Linked DNA regions of Homo sapiens: region 2 is linked to region 1. A link is a loop called in an ENCODE intact Hi-C map of the cell type or tissue named here. Cell type or tissue: GM12878. All regions are shown on one strand. Links, peaks and the distances in the headings refer to the core of each region. The heading gives the core; the rest is flanking DNA.

Evidence for each region. Hi-C counts contacts between places; a loop is a spot of excess contacts. Peaks named below come from ENCODE experiments on the same cell type or tissue, not always from the same donor. Only the 100,000 strongest peaks of a DNase experiment are listed, where the experiment ranks them.
Region 2: it touches region 1 in a loop (3-fold over the local background); 2 of 110 quality-filtered maps call a loop at or near these places.

What each region holds. Positions count from the first base shown.
Region 1 is chr12:54,852,531-54,855,460 of GRCh38, reverse strand. It overlaps MUCL1 (mucin like 1), which reads right to left and starts at 945. Exons shown (of 4, transcript NM_058173.3): 1 at 821-945; 2 at 304-345. The coding sequence starts at 878. RefSeq lists an enhancer at 2,577-2,746. In GM12878, for the core only: a CTCF peak has its summit at 1,340; a DNase peak (open chromatin) is centred at 1,370.
Region 2 is chr12:55,141,975-55,144,904 of GRCh38, reverse strand. No RefSeq gene overlaps it. Among named protein-coding and RNA genes, the nearest start is that of OR9K2, 17 kb to the right of the region's middle. In GM12878, for the core only: a CTCF peak has its summit at 1,442 (motif pointing right); a DNase peak (open chromatin) is centred at 1,449.

The DNA of each region.
Region 1 (2,930 bases), core at 183-2,682:
AAATTCTCAGGCTACAACATCAGACCTCATGCTCTTGTGCCTTATGCTGGAAAACAATGAATAATAAGTCCACATTTGTATAAGTCTATGGCCTAGATTTCATATATTCTAAGAATGTATAAGAAATAAGCAGATTCACTATGTTTGTGGTGAATTTTAAAATCAGGAATATAGCTTTCACAGACTTTTGCTTAGGATTCCTTATAACAAAGACTATCCACATGGAAACTGGCTGTTTGACATGAGGCTGGAAGTGAAAAATGGTTATTGCTGGAAAGAGATGACATTCAAGTGCAGACTCACTAGCTGGATACGTGTCAGCTGGAGCAGCTGTTGTCGGATTCTCTGAAAGAGAAGAAGGAAAAATTAAGATGTTAGCTGAATACCAGTTTGGAGGATGGAGGTAAGAGAGAATATGGACAATATTCCAGACTTTACAATGGAAGACCCTCAGTCCTTGGTGTACCAGTTGAGGAAGAACAAGTGCACAGATAAGATAAAACCCATGAAAACCAATAAAAACCTAATATGTGGTCATTTTTCCTTTCCCGAAATAAACCTCTGATTACCTTCTTGAACATATTTTACTAACAGTAACAATAAACTTGGGTTCCAAGGTATTATTGAAGTAAGATCTGACTGAATTAAGAAGAGCCTAAGGATAACCATCTCCATCTTGAACGGTCAGTCAAAATGGTGATAGAACAAGTTAGGAGAGGTAAAAAAGCACATTCTAAGCAACCATAAGCCCACATCTTTAGAGGAGATATTTTATGTATATTCCCACAAAACTTATGTTCAGGTAAGAATCTTTACTTACGGGCAGAGACCAGAAAGATGGAAACTCCCAAGAGTACCAGGACTGCTAAGAACTTCATGGTGGTGACCTGAAGATCAGGGAGCACAGACAAAAATGCTTCAAAGCCTAAGAGAAGGCAAGGCGCTGACTTCAGGATTCCACATCCTGACAATATATATGCAGAGGGCACCAATCAGGAGCTGTCAACCAGAATCCAGGTTAGGTAATGCCAGGAAACGTTGGGACACAAACCACTGGAGAATCAACAACACAGCCAGGGGCCCTTTGGAAAGGTTGTGAATTCAAATCATTGGTTCTGGCTAAACAGGTTTCAATTCGAGTCTCTCATGTTAAATATGCTCCAGGCAACTTCTCTTCCAGGCATCCTCTTACATGTAGGGTATAGTGTCTCCATAATTACCAGCTCCTATGACAGGTTGGAGATGCCCCATAACCAGCCTTCCTGAAATCTGCAGTGCTCTTTTCATAGATTCTAGGAGTCATACACTTACAGAGTGCTTAGACCTCTGTCTCCCCCTAGGGGAATAATCAGGGTAGAGCAGCCTGATCCAAAGACCATCCGGTGTAACTCAGGCTGTGCATTCTTCGAGTCATGGCCTCCCTCCTGAACATGTAATTAGGTCATCTGACACTGGTGCAGAGTGAGTCCAACACTGAATGATCTAAAGAACGAACTATGACCTTACTGGATTTAGCAACCATTGTATAAAAATTCAAAATCAAGGAGTAAGTATACAGAATAAACTAACATTTGTTAATTCATGCATCCATTTAATCAATTTTTTCATTCAAAAAACATTCATTGAGCATTATTGTATGCCAGACACAATGCTAGATGTTAGAAAAATAACAGCGAACAAAGCACACAAAAATTTTATTTAATACATGGTTTTGCAGGAATTCATACACTAAAAAAGTAAAGAAAGAGAAAACACAATGTATTATGTGTGAGGTGATAAGGCCTAATAAAAAAAGAAGGCAGGAAAGAAGAAAGGAGAGTTTAGAGATGGAAAATGGGGAGCAATTTTATATAAGGTGACCAAAAAAGGCATTACTGAATAGGTGATATTTGAACAGACTCTTAAGGAGCTGAGGAATCAACAACGTGGTATATTTGGATAATGCAACGGAAAGGAAATGGTCAGTCTGAAGGAAAGCAATGGTGAGTGCATGTAGAATATGGTCATCCAGACTTCTCTGCAGTTGTTGAGTAGGGCCCAGCACTGCCCCAAGTTCCATCAATCTACTTGCCCTTTGTCATAATGGAGCCAAGCTGCTAAGTAAAGACAGCAAGGGAGGAAAACAATCCACATTTACAGCACAATCAAGTGCTGGACCCAACTGAGGCCTCAAAGAGGGGTGATGAACATTTGGAATACCCAGAATCATAGGGAATTCTCTACATTTTAAAGATTTCCCTTGCTTTAAAGTTCTTCTTCTTCATACAAAGTATGCCTTTTTGGGTCATACCCTCATTGGAAGGATCTCTGTAATCTGGAAGAGCACTGAACATCTATTTCTCCTTTTATTGGAGAGTCTGTCTGATAACAGCAACCAGTCTACTCCCCAAAACATGCTAAGAGGTCCCCATCAGGTGAATGAAGAAAGGCAGAGGAAATTCTTGAGGGAGTGGTCTTCAACCTCGGAAAGACAAGTCAGTGTCCTTGTCCTGGGTAAACTCATATCTTCCATGAGGCACAGAGTTGTCATAATATGGTGAGAGATTAGCATAAATAACGCTAAGAAAAAAACACATATTCTGAAGGAAAAGTGAAAGAGAAATATTTAAAAGAGATAAAGAAGGAAGGAAGACTTAAAAGACAGATACTATCTGATTATACCCCGTAGGGAATAAGCCCTACAGTCACCTTTGTAAGGCCTCCCAACAACACTGACACAAATTGAAGGGTCTTCTAGGAGACGGTTACTTATTGAGAGCCCACTGTGTCCCTCCACAGAGGCAGAGACCCACCACACAGACTTAAGACAATGACTGGCTTGCTAAGAAAAAAAGATTAAACATATGTATCAGTTAGGGTCCCCTTAAGAGATCAAAACTGCACAGTGGATTAAACAGGAAAAGTGTGATACAAAGAATTTCTAAAGTTTG
Region 2 (2,930 bases), core at 145-2,644, 290 kb before region 1:
CACTTTGGGAGGCCAAGGCAGGCAGATGGCTTGAGGCCATGAGTTTCATACCAGCTTGGCCAACATAGCAAAACCTAGTCTCTACTTAAAATACAAAATTTAGCCAGGCGAGGTGGTACCTGCCTGCAATCCCAGCTACTTGGGAGGCTAAGGCATGAGAATTGCTGGAACCCAGGAGGTGGAGTTTGAAGTGGGCCAAGATCGCACCTCTGCTGGGCGACAGAGCCAGATGCTGTCTCAAAAAAAAAAAAAAAAAAGAAAAAGAAAAAGAAAAGAAAAGAAAAAGAAAAAGAAAAGAAAGAAAGAAAATAAAAAACATTAATAAATTTAAATCATCTAATTAAATATGTCAGTGGAAAAATGATTTTGTCTTCTTGAATAATGGAGTTATTGAATATAAAAAATATCAGAGAGCATTAAAGGAGCCAGAAAACTTCAAATGTTGATAATAGTTATCAGAAATTTGAAGAGAATTCAGCACTATAGAAATTTTGCTGAAAAAAATTCTTTTGAACACCACATCATGTGATAACTTTTCATTTAATGGGACAACTTTTGTAATGGTTTGGTCTAGTCTAGTTGTTTCACATCAAACTGTGGCTCAGACAGTATTTAGTGGTAAGATGTAAATCCAAAGATTCCCCCAATAATTTGTAAAAATCAATAGATTTGCTAAAAATTTTATCATTCATTAAGCAGTTTACTAAGATCATAAAAGGGACTTTTTATTGATTTACGTATTGATATATAAGCATTTGTATATATCAATTACTGAACAGCTGTTAAATATTTTGATTATAACCCCTTCTGTTAACCACTAAAATCATTCCTCAAAACTCTTCCCATAAAAAACACTTGTCCAGATGGCATCTTGTCAGTTTTTGCAAACCTTCAAGGAGCAGAAAATTTCAACCACCTCTTTAGAATAAAAAGAAGAAAAACTTCACCTTTTAATGATGTAATACAAGCTTGAGTCCAAAAGGTGCCATGGTTATTATGAGGAAAATAAATAATGTTCTGTCTTGATGATGAACATATACACAATTATAAATGAAGTTCAGTGAAACTCCATGAAAATGCACCTCAGAATAAGACAAGTTCAGATATAATGTTACTGGCAAATATTTTCCATTTTCTCTTCATCCCTTTTCTGGAACAGGGATGAAATCTTACAGGAATTATTTTCAGTGAGGGAAAAAAACAAAAGGAGGGGAGGGAAAACAAGGCAGACAGTGTCAGACAACTTTATCTTGGGAAACAAGGAGTTAGAGGGTGGCTCGCACAATTCCATTTATTTTCAACCAATCTTCCTTGCTCAGGGTAATATGGTGGGGATGAAAACCAGGTTTCTTGGAAATAGTTAGATTTCTTACCATTGTGCTCGAAGTTCCATTCTTTACAGTACCCAGAATCTTTAGATTTCATGGCAGTAGACAACAGCCACCAGATGGCAGCAAACTACAATTGAGTACAGGATTTCCTTCTGGAGCCACAACTACCCAGAAATCCTGAGCAGTTCCGCACATCCTGGATCACACCATTTACTTCACAACAAGATCCTTACTCTTAAGGGGAAAAAAATACATTTTGAAACTTTTTTGTTATGTTAAAATAGGATTTAAAATGTAAAAAAGTGTAGTGCATTATGAAAAAGTTGATTATATCTCAGAAATGTAAAGTTGGTTTAATATTAGAAAACCAATTAATATAATTCACCACATTAATAGAAAAAGAGATAAAACTGATTGTATTATCTCAATAGATGCCAAAAAGGCACTTGATATAATCAGAAAGATGCAAAAATAAGTCCACAATGAGATGATGCAATATCATGACCATAATTGTATAAAAACATTTTAAAATATGATTGCTACCAGCTATTGGCAAGGATATCAATCAATGTGGCATGTAATATGATGATGATAGGAACTAAATGATTTGTTATTATCTTCTAAAATTAAGAAATGCCCTATGGTTCTGCATAGTTTATGCATATATATGTGTGTATACATATGAGTCAGAAAACAGTGGTATGATAACATCAATGCCCTGAGACAAATAGCTTTACACCTAATGTTGTATATCTGTTGTGGGGGAAAGCATTTCAAATTGGTAAAAAAAAGGATTTCAAATAAATAAATAAGGAAAACTTATGAGCAAGTATCATTTACCAATGCAGCTTTAAACATACGTGTATCAGAAGGGATGATTACCCTAAAAAGAATATGTGAGCTCAAGAATAAATATTCTGTTAAAATGTTAAGCATTTGATGAATATGTAATATATTTCATACATATGTATACACACATATATATGCATAAACTATGCAGAACCATAGGGCATTTCTTAATTTTAGAAGATAATAACAAATCATTTAGTTCCTATCATCATCATATTACATGCCACATTGATTGATATCCTTGCCAGTAGCTGGTAGCAATCATATTTTAAAATGTTTTTATACAATTATGGTCATGATATTGCATCATCTCATTGTGGACTTATTTTTGCATTTTTCTGATTATATCAAGTGCCTTTTCGGCATCTATTGAGATAATACAATCAGTTTCATCTCTTTTGGGAATTCAGCCATCAGTCTAAGTTTTCCTTTACTAAACTTATCTTTATTTTGTCTTTCCTTCTGGCTTCTTCTCTTTGTCTTTGGTATTGTGCGTTTTCACTATGGTACATTTTTTGTAGTGTACCTTCTGTTTGGCATCATTTTACCAACCCATATTCTCTTTCTTTAATTCCATCATTTCCACTGGACATATTGCAGACTCTCTAACACTATTGGTATCATCTATCTCTGTCTCTTTTTGCTGTTTTTTTTTTTCAAGTATCCTAATTCTTTCTTCAGTTATCCTTCATCTGTATTTACATTTTCAATTTTAAGGTAAACTTTGTTTTACTATTAAGCTTTTAATTT